2 separate regions of the Mus musculus genome follow, and region 2 is linked to region 1. Evidence: chromatin loops called from intact Hi-C (ENCODE). Cell type or tissue: left cerebral cortex. All regions are shown on one strand. Each heading gives the region's core, and the rest is flanking DNA. Links, peaks and the distances in the headings are about the cores only.

Region 1 (9,002 bases), core at 246-8,245:
CCCAGATCTTAATTTTTTTTTCCTTTTTTCTTTTTTTTCCGAGACAGGGTCTCTCTGTTTAGCCCTGGCTGTCCTGGAACTCACTCTGTAGACCAGGCTGGCCTCAAACTCAGAAACCCACCTATCTCTGCCTCCCAAGTGCTGGGATTAAAGGTGTGCGCCACCACTGCCCTGCCCTAAAGAATAATTTAATTAATTAATTTAAAAATTCCTTAAGGAGAAATACAGATTTTGTGTGTGTGTAAAACAAATAAGAGGCCACACATTTGAGAAATAAATGGGAAGGGTTGGAGGGAGGAGGGGTAAGAGGGAAAGCAAATGTATCAAGGCGACTATAAAGAGAAATATGAAAGCTGGGCAGTGGTGGCGCACTCAGAAGGCAGAGGCAGGCAGATCTTTAGCCTGATTTATAGAACAAGTTCCAGGACAGCCAGGACTATACAGAGAAGTCTGTCTCAAAAACAAAACAAATAAGCCAATGGGGGGGGGGGGGGCAGGAGGGGACTGTGTGCCACAACACAGGGCAACAATGTATCTTATTTGGGTGGCCTTTCATGATTGCATGTATATTTTCCATTAACACTCACTCCCCTGTCCTCAGGCCATGGCCCCATCATTTGTAGATGTAGATCTTGTAGGTACCTGCTATGGCAACTCATTTTATTCTCAAGTACAAACACAGCAATGGAGGGAGGAAAGGCACAAGCCTGATTAGTGTGACAGGTGTTTATGGAATTTTTGAGAGCAGATCATGGCCTGGTGGGTCACCTCAGAGATTCAATGTTGTGAACAGCCCCCATGGGGTCATTTTTATACAGCATGAAGTAGCCTTGCACCTGGGCAGGACTAATCTCAGATGTAGCTTTAAGGACATGTTCAGCAAAGTTCTCAGCCAAAGAAGGTGCTTGCCCTGGATAGAACCTCTGGAACATCTGGGTCAGCTGCCAGTGTGAGCAGTAGCCCACATACTCCTTCAGATCTACTCGCCCGGGACGTATGAGGGCAGGATCCAGCCTAAGAGGAAAAGCACAGTGACAGCCAGCAGTCCTGCTAGCTCCTGAGATGGTCTCCTCAACCCACCAACTCTCCCACGGCCTAGGTGTGAAGTTTTGCCTTCCTGTCTCCTTACCTGTCAATGTAGTTGGTGGTCATGAACACAATTCGTGCTTCAGTGGAGGCTACACCATCCAAAGCATTAAGCAGTCCACTGAAGGTGAGGCGGCCTAGTCCTTGGTACTTTATAGGGTCTAGAGGATAACAGGAATGTGAGAAGTCATGTCTCAGTTAAAATCGTGCCCTAAGCCCCCACTTCAACTCCTTATTTATCAGTATTTCTTGTTGATGACTTAGGCCTCCAAAAATGTTCCTTGTTTACTTCTGGCCCTCAGTGTCTTAAATAACTACTTCCCTGGGTCAGGAAAATAGCTCTGTGGTTAAAACAGACAAACAGCTACACAAGCCCGAAGACCCAAGTGTGATCTCAGAATCCAAGTAAATTGCTGGATGCAGTGGCTTCTGGTGGCACATACCTAAATATTAAGGCACGTTGAAAGCAGTGACAGGAGTAGGGCAACAAGAGAGAGACAAAGGGTGCAAGGTGAGAGCTGCCTTCAAATTGTTCTCCAACCTCCACATACGTGCACCTGCACACACATGCACACTAAACTAAAAACAAAAGATTTCCCATCTCCAGCATCCACACTTACTCTCCACAGCCAAGTCTCTACTGAGAAAAGCAGCATCCACATCTTCCAGGAGCACCAAGCTCTGCTGTGGTGCTACACTCAGTAGATGGTTGAGCCGGTCATCTGAGAGGCTAGAGTCTGTGAGGCTGAGCAGGCAGATGCTGTGTTCCAGTTCTCCAGCCAGGGCTGTTCTGTGGACAGTGACATGGAAGGAGGTCCTAGGCAACCTGAAGACTTCGGGAGTCCTAGGAGGTAGGCTGCAAAGGCCTGTTTCCTATACCACTCACTTGATATATATCTATGGATCTCATGTTTATCCTGATCCTTGCTTCCCAGATTCATTCCTCTTCTAATAATTTCAGCCCAGTTTTTCTGCAAAGGCTGTTACTCAAAGTCAAGAAAATTTGACTACTCACATAAAACTGCTCTTTCCACAACCAGGGGGCCCATAAAGAAGGTAGCCACGTCTGTAGGGAATGCCTAGGGATATAACCAGGATAAACAAGACCTACAGTGAATCATGTACTCTGGCCCAGGTGTCCACATCTACCCTCAGCTCCATTCCCTGCTAGTGGTCCTAGAGGCAGAAAAGATATTCTCATAGACGAGCTTTCTTTCCCTTTCACCTGAGCTAGAATTTCCTGTAACTTCACCTGGCTACAAACTCGGCTAGATTCCAGCTGCTGCTTACCTCTGTCAATGTACCACTTGGGGTTATCAATAAATTCCCGGATATCTTTGACAATTCGGTCAGCCAGACCCTGCTGTAGGACTACAGAATCCAGTGGCCGACGTCGGCGCGGATAACCAAAGGTACGCCATTCAGACCCCACAGCTGTGTACATCACAGTCTTCCCTTCCTCCTGCTGCAGGGCCAGTGCTCGAGCTGGGAGCAAGGAAGTAAAACAGTCCCTTGATCATGCTGATGCTTCAGTCAGGTAGAGCTCTGACCTGGTACCCTTCTCCCAAGGACTCGGATCCTTATTCCTCCTCTCCAAGCAGCAGATGCCCAACCTCCCCACTTTGATAGCCTGCCTGTCCCATCTCATACCTTCTTCCAGGATGTTGAAGAAAACCTTTCGGTCAGTGCCCAGGGCCGTGAAGGTGACAGATTCCCAAGGAGTCCCTGTTTGCAAGTCTACCATCTGCATGTCTCGGTTTCGTTCTACCCGGATCCATTTTCCCTGATACCTGAATAAAATTGTCAAAGTGACCCAATTTCCTCCATCGATCCACCCTCTCCTCAGAGCCCTACCTAGTTTCCTATCTTACCAAATGAAGTGGTTTCCAGGGCTGGGGATAAATTCAAACTTGGTGGAGATCCGGCCACTTTCATGCTGAAGGTATGAGGTTTCAACACTGAGGTGCTGAGTGCGGGTGCTGTGTCGGGTAAGCCAGCTAAGCAACCAGGCATAGCTTCTGTCTCTGGCAGGGACTTCCAGTGTGATCATGTAATGGCGCCGGAATGCCACTAGACCCAACTGGGCTCCTTTCCGGGCCATAGCCAGAGCCGTACCCACACCTACCAGCCCAAATCCAGCCCCAAAGTAGGGATTGTCTTTAAGGGCCAGAACAAAGTCTGAAAATGGCATCTTGAAAAGAAGCAGCACAGATGCTTATAGGCTCTGAGGCACTGTCAAAACCGAGGGATGGATTGTAGCAGAACTGGAAGAAAGCATAAGACTAGTATAGAAACTAGACCAGTCAATCTTGCTCCGCTCCCTCCCACAGAAGCAAGATGGACAGGTCAGCAGGACTGTGTTTCAGTGGAGTAGGAATGGTGTTGGAATGCCACAGCAAACACCCCAGGCTCTTCAATCCATTTTGCTCTTCAGTTAGACCTTTTGCCAGAAGGCCATTTTGGAGAGTTTCTCAATTCCAAAAAGCAATGTACCCAGCTCCACATCAGGATACTAGAAAGGCAAGACTCTGGTCCCTGGCAAGAGCTAGACAGAAGGGTCCCCACTGAATGGAATCGGCAAAGGTGATTTTTCCATTGCTCTGTCAATGACCACATGCCTTACCATCAGAAATGTCTTTCAAATATCCTCTCCCTTACACCCCGTTCCTAATGTCCTGTACAGACATTTATTACTTCTCACCTAAACTATTTCTTGCAAGTTATTTTGGTTCTTGAGGTGATATTTGAATGGACCTTCAGCACCTGCATCATCCAAACCCACCAATCCCAGACACGCTACAATTCTGTCACTTGTATTCCAGCACCCTTGGTGCCTTGCTCCCATTGGGTTCAAATACCACAGCCGGATACGCAGGGATGCCTACATTAGAATGCGTACCTTTACTAGCAAATCACTACCTACTTCTAGCTCTCTCAGTTCTGTTGGTACCGAATGACCCCCACCCCTTTATTCTAGGCATTCTTTTTCATTGAGATCATATAGTCTACTTCTTCCACGGAGCCTTTTTCTTTTTCTTTTTTTTTTTTTTTGGAGCCTTTTTCAAATTCAACCCAATTAAGATGTGACTAAGCCTAACTTAAGACAATGCCTAAGGGGACAAAATGGCAATTATTTCCAGAACACCTCTCCTTGCAACACTTCTCCACTGCCACTCCTCTGCCTGGCACACCGGCCCACTGGTGAATTGACAGCCGTGACCTCCGCTAAGGCTCGGAGCTGTGATCCAGAATTCCAAAGCACCTTTGCATGGAGAGCCGCTGACGAAGATCTCCTGGCCCCCGGCTCCCGAACCCTGACACACAGCAGCTGACTCCCGGACACCCTATACACAGACCTGCTCGCGCTTCCAGGAACGTGGGAGAGAGAAATCTGTCACTCCGCCCCCTTCCCTCCATGACTCTCTGGCCCTCACACTCGATGGTTTCGCCGGGCCTACGAAGAGGCAGCGCCGCTAGTCCCGCCCCGGACTGCTGCATCTACTTCCGGCCACACCCACCACGGAGTCCTTGCCACTCTTCCCTGCAATTCTCGATGGTTCCGCTTTGGGGCTTCAGAAGGGGGGTACTCAAGGACATAGAGGGGAAACCATAGAGTAGCACGGGCCTTGAAGAGAGACAGAGTGGCTGCCACACGTCAGATTCCTAGAGGCGCCTGGGCCGGGGGCGGCCACATCAAAGGCCCCCGAGGAGCCACTCCAGTCCCAGTCGGACCATAGAGATGCAGCTCCCGCCAGCCCACGGGTAGGAGGTGAGAGAGCGGCTGTCGGCGGGAACCAGGGGAAGTGCGGGCGCTGTGAGCTGAAGGTAAAAGTTTCTCTAGCTCCAGCTTGAGTGGGCCCTGGAGGTGGAGCCCGCGGGAGGAGGTGCTGCGGGGAGCGCGCCGGTGAGAGGGGCGCGGGCGCATCTCTGCTGGACTCGGGCGTCTCAGTCGCGTCACAGCTCCGGGCCCCGCCCGGGTATCCGCTGCCTCTCCTCAGGACCAGAACCGTGACGATGCATCATCCCAAGCCTTGCAGGTTCCAAAACGCCTTTCTCCTCCGCTGTATCTCGTGACTTGGCTGTCGCCCCACAGTGTAAAAGCTGTCGTCGCCGCCGCCTCCACTTTACAGACAGGAAAGCTGAGGTCCTGAGAAGCGAGGCAAGTGCATCGACTCAAGGCTACACGGTGAGTCAAAGCCCAGAGGCGCGTGGGAACTGAGGTGCCTACGCAGGGTTGCCTTGTTCCCCAGGCTTCGGTATCCCTTGCTTCTCCAGTCTCAAAAGCACGTTACTTCTTTCTGGCTCTCTCCTACCTCCTCCCCCGCATCTTCCTGAGGCCATGTGATGGGCTGGAAGACCGCCTAGAGCAGCAATAATTAGTAGTCCGTGGGGGCTGTGATTTCCAAAAAGCCTCGCTGACCACGGAAGTGCACTTCCCTGCCTCCTTCTTGAATTGCTGTCTGTTCCTGCTGTTATGCTTTTTAAAGACATATTTGTTTATTTTATGTATGTGAGTACACGGTTGCTTTCTTCAGACACAGGAGAAAGGGCATCGGATCCTATTAACAGATAGTTGCGAGCCACCATGTGGTTGCTGGGAATTGAACCCAGGACCTCTGGAAGAGCAGTCAGTGCTCTTCATCACTGCGCCATCCCTACAGCCCTCGTGCTGTTTTTACGTGGAGGGATTCTGTAGAATGAGAACTAGCCACTCTCACCTGGCACATACTCAGTGACCCAGTTTTGTTTGAAACAGGGCCTCACTGTTTAGCTCTGTCCTGGAACTCACTATGTAGACCAGGCTGGCCTCAAATTCACAGATACCTGCCTGCCTTTGCCTCCTGAGTCCTGGAAGTTTAAAAAGATTATCTCATTTATTTCAGTCGAGTTGAACAGGACATGCAGTTTAATACCTTTGTTTCTCAGTTGTGTTCCCACTGGAGGCTTTAGTAAGTTAGTGAATTGGAAATTTACCTTGTATTTGAGGAACCACTGGCTTGATACCTTAGTTTAAAAGATCTGGGTTTACTGCAACTCAGCTGGTCCACTAGAATTTCCATTTTGTCTAACTTACCTAGCTTGTTGATGCTTAGGGTCCAGTGAAGTGAAAAATGCCAATAAACTCCTCAAAGCTCCACATTCAGTATTGGGATAGATCATTTGTACAGTGCTTGCCTGGCATGCACAAAGCCCTGGGTTTGATCCCTAACAACACATTTTTTAAAAAGTGTGAGACTAGAGAAATGGCTCAGTGGTTAAGAGTAAATGCTGCTCTTTCTGAGAGCCTGAGTTCAGTTTTCAGCCCCCCAAATCAGGTGTCTGACAAGCACCCCAGCTTCAGGGAGTCCACCACCATTTTCTGGACAGCTGAACTATACATCTAGGAAGGGAGATTGATAGAGAAACAACAGCACAGTGTGGTTTCTGACAGAACTACATACAAAGGCTTTCAGGACAACAGAAAAGAGAAAATTAAGAATGTTAGGACACACTCATAGCAGAAATGTTTGTTTTCTTAAGGAGTATCTGACTAGCTAGACAAGAGATTTTGATGGGTTGAATGGGAGGGGTGAGAAAGTAGAAGGGTCTGTAAGCAAAAAAGTGAGTCAGAGAATGGCAGATCATCAGGTTAGGAGGGCAGAGTGGGAGGGATGCCTGGGGAGGTAGGTCAATGAGGACCATAAGTGAAGGAATCGTATCATATCTATACTGAGGAATAATGAGACCATCGAGTAGTAAGAGAGAGAGCCTTTGACCCCACTCAGTTTTGTTGCCAGGGTTACTTTGCAGGAACCAGAACCTGTAATCTTTAATTTAGTCAGCCTCAGCTTGTTGGTTCTCTACTAATTCTGACTTTTAATCTCATATTTTTGTATTGAATGTTGTTTTGAAAATGTTTAGAATAATAAAGTGTGGCATGTTGCTATAGAAGGAAATGATTAAATGTGTGGGCCAGCTTAAGAGAAATTAAGAGTTCTAACTGTGTGTGTGTATATATATATATATATATATATGTACATATAGCTTTTTTTTTTTTTTTCTGGTTTGTCAGCATTTAGGAGACCACAGCACACAAATCAGTGATAATGACAGACCCTGTGTTGGCATCCCAGCTGGCTAATGGCACTGGGGAGATGGATGGACTGTGCTCTGAACTATTGTTGATTCCCCCACCTCTCTCAAACCATGGAATCCTGGGCCCTGTCCAGAATACCTGTGCTTCTGGGGAGCTTGCACCTTTGCCTGCTGACCCAGGCTGCCTGCTGGTAGAGGCCACAGCTACTGAAGAGGGTCCAGGGAACATGGAGATCATTGTGGAAGCAGTAACTGGAACTCTGTCCCCAGGAGCTCCTGAAGAGACCTCAGGTACAAACATAGTTGCTACCAGGCCAGTGGGACACCGCCTTGAGTTTTTTCATCTGTGCTATTTTTGGTCCTTGTCTTTGAATGTGATGAGAACACAAGGTAGCATGCTATTTTTACACCCTGAGATGCTATAATTTGGTTTGCAGTTGGTGCATGTTGATGGAAGGCTGGCAAGGTACATACAGCCTTGTAACAAACTTGGCAAAGTTTATCCCAAAAGAGTTTTGTGTCTGCTGGGCAGTAATCCAGAACAAGAAACCTTTTTGACACCCCTGCCAGTTTGGCTTGTCCTTGCTCTTACAGTCCTTGGGGAGGCTTTCTTCTGTACTGACCCTAAGCCAGCCAAGGGTTAGGCCAGAGGCCCAGCCTCTTCAACCATCCTGAGTTTGGCAAGGCTTTCCAGAAGAAAGTGCTGTTTCCTTGCTCAAGTCTCCTGTGTATGTATAGCATACACCCAGGGCATGCTGTTAAGAGGGAGGGCATATTATTTAATCCAGTAGGAAGTTTCTCTTTATTCTCTGTACATCTAAAACTTTCATTTTTATCAAACTCCGTGTTTTAACTGCTATCTCTCAGTTACAGTTTTAAGCTTTGTCTTCTGACAGTGTAAGATAATAGCAAAGAATGCTGGGGGAAATTAGGTAATTAGACCATGTAAGAGTTCTACACTTCTCTCTGGGGGTAAAGAGAGAGCATAAATGGACTATGTATTGGTTTGCGCTTTTAATCCCAGTACTTAAAAGACAGAGGGTGGCCAATCTCTGTGAGTTCAAGACCAGCCAGTGTTACATACTGGGGCCCTGTCTCAAAAATGAAGAACAGAAACATTTTAACATAAGCAAGTTTAGGGCCTGGCAAGATGCCTTAGTGAATAAGGACATTTGCCACTAAGCAGGATGACTTGTGTTTAGTCCCTAGAGCCCACGTTGTGAAAGGAGAGAACCGACTACTATGAGTTGTCCTCTGACCTCCACATGTGCATGTTGTATATACACATTTTATATAAATGAGTGGGTTTTTTTTTTTTTAAGTAAAAAATTTTAAAAAGCTAGTTTTTTTAAATTTTAAGAGTTAACTGTTTTTGGTTTTAGTTTTAGTTTAGCTTTGTTTTTTTAAGCTAGATGTGGTGGTGCACACCTCTAATTCTAGGACTGAGGAGGATTTCTGCATGTTCTGAGCCAGAGGTCTACATAGTGAATTCTAGGCCAGTCAGGGCTACACAGTAAGATGTCTTGAGAAGAGAGAGAATGAATGAATGAATGAATGAATGAATGAATGAATGAATGAATGAATATGAATGCCTATATGTAGTTCACAAAGAAGAAATAAAGAGAAACAATAGCCTTATGGAAGAATGCTTCATTTCATATAGTTACAAAATAGAAGCTATTTTTCGCTTCTCAATTTTGTTAAAAACTAAGTTGTTTTTTGTTGTTTTTTTTTTAATTTCTTGCAGAGGACTGGGGTTTATTTTCTAGCACTTACATGGCAGCTCACAACTGTCTGTAACTCCAGTTCCAGTGGATCTGATACCCTTACACAGACATAAA
Region 2 (9,002 bases), core at 672-8,671, 300 kb after region 1:
GGTGAGGATGGGGAAGGCCTTTCTCTGACCATCCTGCCCTCTTACACACACACACACACACACACACACACACACACACACACACACACACACACACACCTTTGGGTTCAGCACTTGGGCAGGCATGGAAGGGTTCAGACCCTTGCAGACTAGGGACTTCCCTAGCCTAATCTCCTGCTCCCATGTCTGTACTTGACAAATTGCTTCCTGTATGATATATGTCCTTAGCATATCACTGTCACTGCCATGTCCCCAAGAGCAGCACTGGGACTCCCCAACTGGGGCTCAGGGTCAGTCCTCTGGGATGCTAAGGATGGCAGTTATCGACGTGCCTCTTTCTCCCTTTCTGCTAGGTGGACTTCACCTCGTGTACAGGCCTCTTCTGTGTGCTGGGAATAGTGCTGATGGTGACCGGAATTGTCACAAGCATAGTGCTGATCTTTAAATATGTGAGTGTCCTGCCAGAAGGGTAGGCAGAACCCAGGCAGCAGACTTCCTGTGGAGCAGGGGCGGGCTCTGGCTCACACACCTCTCCACTGGCCAGTGCAGGCACCAACACAATACCATCCTTTTGGGTTAGGGTATAACAGATTTCTCTCAGGCAGGTGATAAACCACAGCCCCCTTAAGCCCTGGATAGCACCACTTGGTTCCTACAGGAACTGATAGGTTAGCCGAGACCAGGTTTCGTGAAGGACTAAGTTGGGCCTGGATGGAAGTGGCCCCGAGATTGCTGGTTCTGCTGCGTTCTTTGCTTCCAGTCAGCTAAGGCGGGAACACAGGGTTGGAGGGGAAGGATCAAAACAAGAGGTGCTGCCCCCCCCTCACCATGGCTGGTCCTGGTCTGTGTACAGGCACTTGGCAGGAGTGTTGAGTGGGGTGGCAGGTTGCCAACAGGCTTCTCTAAACTGTATCTAAGGTGGGCTGTAGGAGCCAGTGAGCTGCATCCATGGGCTGGCTCCTGGGAGCTCACTGTCACAGGCTCTTCAAACAGCATGCACTGGGCTTGTCTTGTTTCCATGACCTCCAGTAGACATTCCTGGACTTCACTAGCTTTCAGTTGGGCTGATGGGCTAACGTGGACATTGTGGGACAGCCTTTGGCAGATAAATTACAATCTCAGTTTCTCCCAGGATCTAGAGGCAAGATGGGGATCCTGGAGAGGTAGCTTCCCTACCTGCCTCTCTAGCTGGAGTCCCAGGGTCAGCTGGGTCTCCAAGGCCTGCTTTGGCTATGCTCTGCGTGGCTCCCTAATGCCATACTGTGCTATTTTACAGATTTACTGGCTCCACATGGTCTATGCAGCTCTGGGGGCCATCTGTTTCACCCTGGTAAGTTAGTTCCCTCTTCTGGGAGGGGAGCTGAGATGGTGGCTTTTAGGCAGCTTGGGAGGTGGGGAGGAGCCATGGACAATTGTTCTCTTCTTATGTAGGTGTTTTACAAGTTTCTGACATCCCTGTTTTGCTCTGTTCACATTGCTGGCTGGGTAACAGATGTGTGCCAGTCTCTGGTAGACAAGTGAACTGCTCAATGGCAGAAACCATGTAAAAAGCACACTCCTCCCTAGTGACTGACTCCATTAGTGAGCTATATGGCTGGCCCAGGGCTCTCAGGACATCGTGCTGACAGGAAGTGAACCCTGGACACTGAGCTCCTTGGCACTCATGTCTGGTTTCCCTGCAGTTCCTGGCTTATGACACACAGCTGGTCCTGGGGAACCGGAAGCACACCATCAGCCCGGAGGACTACATCACAGGCGCCCTACAGATCTACACAGATATAGTCTATATCTTCACGTTCGTGCTCCAGCTCGTAGGAAGTAGAGACTGAGAGAAAGAGAGATGTCCCTTTCACTGGCCTGGGACTCACCCTTTCCTATTGGGCTGGGCCCTAGGTCCCGTCTCCCCTCAAGTAATCTGCTCAGTTTCCTCTCCGTCCTGGGGATGGGAGGACCTCTGGCTGTGTTCAGTGAGAGCCATGATGCTGGGATCACTGGCACCTCTTAGCCCTTGGTGGGCTTGGTAAGAACTAGTCTGAAGGTGTATCTCCTTCCCTTTACCCATGACGAGTATGCACCAAACTCTGTGTGTGTGTGTGGGTGGGTGTGTGTGGGTGTGTGTAGGGGAGTAGGGAGCCTGTGAACACAGGAGCTCTGAGGGGAAGAGGCTCCCCTCCCACCTCGGCCACAGGGTTCTAGGCTAGGAGCTGGAGCTGTCTCCCTCCTGGATCCAATAAAGCCAGATGCTTTGCCTCCAGCTCCAGTGCTCATAGGCCACTTATGCTGTCTGAACTCTTTAGGCTTGGCATCTCTTAGCTTTAGAAGCTAGAAGAGATCTGTGCCCTGGGGTCTCTCTGTTCCAACCCCATCTTCCAGTAACATGTATCAGTTATTTATCTGGCTAGGGGAAAAAAGACAGTGAGCAGAGTTTCATCAGTATGGGGGCTAAACCAGAATGGCATCCACCCTGCCTGGCGCCCAGCCTGGCTACCATCCAGACCCAAAGTGCCTTGGGGCCTTCTGAGGCTTTTAAAATCGGACCTAGAGGGACCTCCTATTTTGCTCTGACACACAGAGGTGGATTGTGGGATTCTGGGTGTGGCTGGGAAGCAGTCTGGGTGAGAGATAAGTGGGGACAGGGAAAGCGCCTTGGGTGCCCTCTCTGGTCTGAGAAACACTGAAGTCTACTCTGGTACACAAGTTCAATCTGTTCTGTATTCCCATTGGGAGATTTCAGACTAAAACCCCCTCTTCAAGCCAGCTGCTGCTTTCTATGTAATCCAAGTGCCTCCTCCGGCTGGTACCAGGATGGGAACAGAAGCCGGTTTATCAGGTGGGGTAGAAACCTTACTAGCCCAAGGACATAGTTAGAGCTATTCTGTCCAGTACTTGATTCTGAATATATCACAGAGGGACACAACTAGAAATGTAATAAAGTTTTATGTTTGGCAGGAAGACCCTTGAGTTGCTGTGGCTTTCTTAACTCTAAGGTGGGAACCCAGTATTTGGAAGAAAGACTTTCCTGAACAGTTCTTGGTGGTGGGTGAGACAGGCTGCTGCAATGGTAAAAGCTGCCTGAGGAACGGAGCTCAAGTCTGCAGCACTGGCTCCAGGAGCACTGGCTCCAGAAGGGGCTTCTCAGCCACCCCGCAGGATCACGTGTATGCCATGAACCCTCTGTAAAACTTGCCTAGCTTTAACTCCCCCGGGAAGCTCCATCTTTATAGGAAAGGGGCTAGACCATAGCTTTAGAATCTCTTGGAAACTAGTTTCTCTTACAAAGGAGGAAAACATGGCCCAGAGAGGTTGACATATTTAGATGCACTTTTTTTTTTCTTTTTTAATTTTAAATTTTCTTCCACATCCTGAATGCTACATTTGATTTTTGGTTTCTTTTGTTTGGGGGGGCAAGGTCTCTTTATTATTTTGCTCTGGCTGTCTTGGAACCCTGGCCTCAAACTCAGAGATCCACCTGCCTCTGCTTCCTGAGTGCTGAGATTAAAGATGTCCACGCCTGACTAATTTTAACCAGTACGCCTGACTAATTTTAACCAGTTTCAGCTGCAATGGGTAGCTACCCTCCTAACTAGTGGCTCTAAGACTTGGGTCTCCAGAGCCTGCTCCTAGGCTTGCCGTGGCTCCGTCAGCCATCTGGGAACACAGATGGGTCAGTGAGGGAACAGGGAATGAGCAGCTATTTCCACTCTGACCCGCCCCTCCTGGGAACTTACAAATTCAACCTGGCCTCCTTTCCGTGTCAGTACTTAATAACTTTATTTGCATTTGGCTCCTTCCACGGTGTGGAAGAGTTGGGTGCTGGCAGCAGCTTGGGCATCCTGCGCCCTCTGGTGGGCCTCAGGAGCCATGGCCACACAAGACGGCAGTCAATAGTCTAGCACAAGGTTGCAGTGATCCTCACTCAGGTCTGGGCCCCAGACCCAACCTCAGGGAACTGGGCTTGTTGGGGTGAAGCCCTGAACCTCTGGCTCTCATACTCGCCCGTGTTGGACACCCGCATGTTCTGACGAGCTTTCATCTGCTTCAATCGGTCCTTGTCCACTTCCTGCTTGGTGAGGACGAAGAAGAGGATACCACAGGGGAAGCCGATGGCCCTAGGGATGGGGAGATGTGTACCGGGTTTGGGCAGGGACTGGCACTGAGCCAGAGGAGCTAGAAGAATCAGGCCAGCTTTGTCACTTGTACAAATGCTGTGGTGAGACATCTTACGTCTACCTGTCCTTTGTGCTGAGTGCTGGAGGGACCCCACAAACCAGAGCCTCCTGCTGCTGCCTGCTTTAGACAACCGTAATAGTGCTCTATTACATCCTAGCCAACTCCAAACTCCTAGGCATAGTACTCAAAGCCCAGTGTGGTCCTACCTACCTCTTCATTTCTCCTCTGACGGCTGATATTCATGAGTCTCTTCACTTGTGTTGAATGCTTCTGTGTGATAGCCTAAGTAGCCCAGGCTTGCTCTGAGTTAGCAAAGGACCTCCCTGCATACACTGTCTCATGTCCCGTGCCAGACCTCTTTATTTTTCTTTATGGTGTTAAGCTTGTGCACAACCACTAAGGTACATCGACCAACTCTCAGTCTTAGCAGCTACAACTGAAAGAGGGCATTGGTAAGGGCCAAAGAACAGGAAGCCACAAGAGCTGGTGACAATCACAGCTGGGAGCCTCTGTTCCCTCCTTGGAGGGATGGAAATGCAAGGTTTACCTCAGAAAGCTTCAAACGTTATATGGCAAAGTATTGTCATACCTCAGACATTGGATGGAAAAAAATGTTAATTTCCCTTCCTTTTACTTTAGTGAGTGATAATCAGTAATATGTATTAAGGCCAGAATCAGATCCACAGAATTCACAGAAACACGTCTAGCTTCTACACAACGCAATCTGACACTTAATTACTGGGATTGGAATGTGACCCCTGCTCCCAAAGGGAAGGATGAATCCAGTGACTCAAATTCAAATCAGATCAGCTCAATTTGCTCCACAGAAAAGCCACTATCCCCCAATTTTACATATTTTTCCACCCTAGCCCCCCCCCCCCTTCTGAGAGTCCATCCCTTGACTCCAGCAATTTCCTTCCCTTGGATTCAGCTCTCCACCCGCATTTCAGAGAAGTTTCTAGGTCCCCACACCTTTCAATGCACTCCCCACTGGTAGGCAAAGGGAGCAGTTAAACTCACCAGGCTAGCCCCACGGCTTTCATGGGGTTCTTGCCCCTCTTTCTGGGAATGTATTCTAGCTCAGGGGAGAGGGGCTCGGGCTCCTCCTTGCATTCTGGTGAGCTGTGGCTCTGCAGTGCTCTGGTCCTGTTCTGGGAAGCCTTGTTAGCTGTGGCTCCAGAGAGGATCCCTGTGAATGAAAGTATGGCATGTCAGTATGGGAGATGAGGAAGGGGAGTGACTGCAGTCTGGAGTAACAAGTGCAGTGAAGAATCTAAAGAGAAATGGGAAAATCGCCATCGGGTGACACCTTTGGAAGGCTACTTAAACGTCACTGCGGGCTCCTCACCCTGGTGCCAAGGCAGTGAGCTTCGCTGCTGTTCTATTCAGAAGTCAGGCTGGGAAGGACTGCAGAGGAACTCACCGGAGACATACGTATGAAGGAAATCCGGGGAACTGTTTTAAAACTGCAGGACCTTAAGCTATCCTTAAGGATAACTAACTCCATCCCGTCGAAGAGGAAGCTGAAGCCCGAAGACGAGCTGCTTCGCACAAGGTCAAACCGCTAATTACTCAGTGCTAGAACTCAAGCCTCCAGATGCCCAGGGCTCTTTCCTCTGCACTGCGGTGAGTGTGAAACCCCTGGGGCGCGGGAGTCTAAAGGTTTCTTTGGTACCCTCTCTAGCAATAAGACCCTAGACACGCCGCGCAACCTAAACGCAGGAGTTGGACTGGGTGACCTCTAGAGCATCTTTTCACCCCCAGACTCTCTAAGATCTTGCAGAGAGGTGTGGGCAGCAATTGGCATGCTGACTTCCTGCTGTCGCGCTGGGTGGGATATAAAGGAAACGGAATCTTTTAAAACCCTGCCCTCCCGAGGGTCCCTCTCCTTACCCCGGAGGACGCGGGCATTTCTCGCCCCCCGGCCCTTCAGCGCCGTAGCAGCTACCACCGCCGCCATGTTCGGGTCCCACCCCCCTTCACTGCGCTCCCCGTCGGGAATTGTAGTTTGCGTAAGGGGCCTCCCCCGCGCCTTCCGTCCTGCCTACAGAGCAAAAACTACATTTCCCAGAAGTCCGCGTAGCGGGCCCCGGAGAACTACTCCTCCCAGGAGACCCTGGAGGCGCGCACGCTCGCTTGTTTCCCTTCAGCTGGGGGCGGAGTCATGTAAGGTGGAGCTTGGGCTCTCCCGCCACGCCCCGGCCTGGTCATCCTAGTTCTGCCTTATGATTGGCGGCTCTGTTAGTCCACCACTGTCGCCATTGGCCCGGATGCCGTCGCTCTTTCGGCCGGGAGTCACCTACGCCTACTTCCTCCCGGGAGGAGGGGCTCGAGTTCCGCGTCGTCGCGCAGAGCTGACTCTGGGAGGCGTTTGGGCCCAGAGAAGTGGATCGGTAGCTTTCGCCGCATGGAGTCCGAATCGGAGAGCGGAGCGGCCGCTGACACCCCGCCTCTGGAGACTCTGAGCTTTCACGGAGATGAAGAGATCATTGAGGTGGTAGAGCTGGATCCAGGCCCGCCGGACCCGGGTGAGAACTGACGCTCCTGAGGCCACGGGACAAGAGGCGCTCACCCCTGGCCTCTGACCCCTGCTTCTCCCCAGTCCCCCCTCCCCCCTTCCCTACCGGTCGTTCCTACCGACATTTCTCTCCCAGACCTCCTCCCCTACCCCCCACCTTTAGTTTCTAGGCCTGGCTGGGTGGGGGTTCCCTGACGCCTCCCCTAGCCCTTCCCCTCACACACCCCCTTCCCATCATGCCCTCTGTCCTCTCTTCCCACACGGTCGCTGGCCAACACCAGATCTTCAGACCTAGCCTCTCTCCCCCTCCCCGCCCCCCAAGTGCTCTCTTCCTGCTCGGTACGTGTGAGACAACATCTTAACCTTTGGCCACACGACCCACCCTAGCTTCACCTTTTTCATTCTTTAACCCTTACCCCATTCCTTGTATTATCTTTGGAGCTCCATCTTTTAACGCTTCTCTCAAAGCAGATGATCTGGCCCAGGAGATGGAAGACGTGGACTTTGAGGAAGAGGAAGAAGAAGAAGAGGGCAATGACGAGGGCTGGGTCTTGGAACCCCAGGAAGGGGTGGTCGGTAGCATGGAGGGCCCGGATGATAGTGAGGTCACCTTTGCATTGCACTCAGGTAGGCCTTTGAACATCTCAGATCAGTGCAGATGGGCTTTTGAGTATGGCCTGTTGGTCCTAGGCAGCTATTATAAGAGACCAAAGTGAAAGCCACCTACTTTGGCCTGCAGGATATTCAAAGGAAGGGCCATAGGGCACTGGGGTTAAGTGTGACCCCTGGGTTCAAATCCTACCTCTGCTGTTTAGCAGTCTGTCAGCTTTGTTAGCTTTCTGGATCTTGGTATTCTTTAAAATATATATATATATATATATATATATAAAATCTTGTATGAAAGTGAATGGAAGTAACCTAAGTGGAAATTAAAGGTAGTTTACATTCCAGAAGGGGCATTAATAATAATCTCGGATGCCAGCCTCATGAAACTCTCATAACTTAATTCATACCTAGCCTGGTATGGCCTGTCCTGTCAGCTGTGCACCTCAGAGAACGTGGTAAGGGGAACAGCACAGCAGGGGGCTATGCTCCAGAGGAGGTCACAGCTCTGTGGGCTCTGGAAGGGTTTCTCTAACAACCTGAGGCTCCAGACAAGAACTGGATGCAGCTGTCCCAGGAAAGAGCAGCTATGGCTTTGGGGAAAAAGGGAGTGTGCTTCCTGAAGGTTCTGAAAGACAGAGCTCTAGGTGAGAACCCGGTTCCATCCCCATTCTCATGGACTATGTCTTGGGACAGCGTCTGTGTTCTGTGTGAGCCTGGACCCCAAAACCAACACCTTGGCAGTGACAGGGGGCGAAGACGACAAGGCCTTCGTGTGGAGGCTCGGTGATGGAGAGCTGCTCTTTGAGTGTGCAGGTGAGAGGCTGGGGAGGTTGTGTTCCTTTGGATGTCCTGGCAGGGGGCCCCTGAGAATACCCAGCTGCCGTTTACCAGCCTCTGTCTTGTGCCGGATTCAGGGACCCACAATGGAAGAACTGTTTGGCAGGCATTTGGACAGGACATGCTAATAGGCCAAGAGAGGCTGGCTGAGATGAGCATGGTGCTGGGGTAGGAGTAGACAGAGGCACAGAGAAGATAGGCTCTGGTTGCTTAACAGTGGGGCCAGTAGTATCTGTTCTTGGGAAACGGGAGTGCTAGTCCCTGGAGCTGCAGCAAGTTTGGCCCCCTTCTTTGCTGAGGTCCTCCTACTTTCTTTTCTGCTCAGTTGCCTTTAAACAGTGACTAGATGCATGGGTCACTTGTCCCCAACATTTAGGTATTTTTTAATGTTCTTTTTTGCCACCTTTTTAAAGGTTATATAGTTGGGTTGGCCTTGGATGTTGGCAAGGCTGGCCTCAAACTTGGTACATCTCTTAGGCAAACTTGAGTTTAAAACCTGCCTACTTCTCTTTGCTGCAGGCCACAAAGACTCTGTGACATGCGCTGGTTTCAGTCACGATTCCACCCTAGTGGCCACAGGGGACATGAGTGGTCTTTTGAAAGTATGGCAGGTAGACACCAAGGAAGAAGTCTGGTCCTTTGAAGCAGGAGACCTGGAGGTGAGATCCTTGGAGTGAGCTTCCACTCTTTGGGACCTTAAGTGAGAGGGATAGCGGCAGACGGATCCAGATCTAGCCTGGAGAAGTTTGCCTAGAGCCATAGCAGCCCAGCTCTAGCAATGTATCTCTTCGCCTGTAAAGTTCTCGCTGACCTTAGAAGGTCACACCTTAGATGAGGCTCATGGACTTAGGTAGGCTGGGTAGTAGGCCCT

Evidence for each region. A loop is a pair of places that touch in the nucleus more often than their neighbours do. Peaks named below come from ENCODE experiments on the same cell type or tissue, not always from the same donor. Only the 100,000 strongest peaks of a DNase experiment are listed, where the experiment ranks them.
Region 2: it touches region 1 in a loop (2.5-fold over the local background); 2 of 42 quality-filtered maps call a loop at or near these places.

Annotation. Positions count from the first base shown.
Region 1 is chr1:74,583,834-74,592,835 of GRCm38, reverse strand. Zfp142 (zinc finger protein 142) reads left to right here and starts at 4,808. Exons shown (of 9, transcript NM_001310668.1): 1 at 4,808-5,272; 2 at 7,139-7,452. The coding sequence starts at 7,173. Bcs1l (BCS1-like (yeast)) reads right to left here and starts at 4,547. Exons shown (of 8, transcript NM_001305652.1): 1 at 4,443-4,547; 2 at 2,958-3,350; 3 at 2,737-2,876; 4 at 2,377-2,571; 5 at 2,102-2,165; 6 at 1,707-1,876; 7 at 1,130-1,247; 8 at 393-1,014. The coding sequence starts at 3,277. The coding sequence ends at 765. In left cerebral cortex, for the core only: a CTCF peak has its summit at 4,640; DNase peaks (open chromatin) are centred at 4,627, 5,140, 5,760, 7,614 and 2 more places; H3K4me3 peaks cover 3,208 bases; H3K27ac peaks cover 2,509 bases.
Region 2 is chr1:74,282,199-74,291,200 of GRCm38, reverse strand. Aamp (angio-associated migratory protein) reads left to right here and starts at 6,463. Exons shown (of 11, transcript NM_146110.3): 1 at 6,463-6,698; 2 at 7,160-7,315; 3 at 7,988-8,107; 4 at 8,651-8,790. The coding sequence starts at 6,578. It overlaps Pnkd (paroxysmal nonkinesiogenic dyskinesia), which reads right to left and starts at 6,167. Exons shown (of 10, transcript NM_001039509.1): 1 at 6,064-6,167; 2 at 5,191-5,359. The coding sequence starts at 6,130. Tmbim1 (transmembrane BAX inhibitor motif containing 1) reads left to right here. Exons shown (of 12, transcript NM_027154.5): 9 at 1; 10 at 354-449; 11 at 1,277-1,330; 12 at 1,683-2,954. The coding sequence ends at 1,829. Gm28364 (predicted gene 28364) reads right to left here. Exons shown (of 2, transcript NR_168296.1): 2 at 8,487-9,002. In left cerebral cortex, for the core only: CTCF peaks have their summits at 3,777, 6,298 and 6,500; DNase peaks (open chromatin) are centred at 5,824, 6,329, 6,892, 7,379 and 4 more places; H3K4me3 peaks cover 2,248 bases; H3K27ac peaks cover 1,138 bases.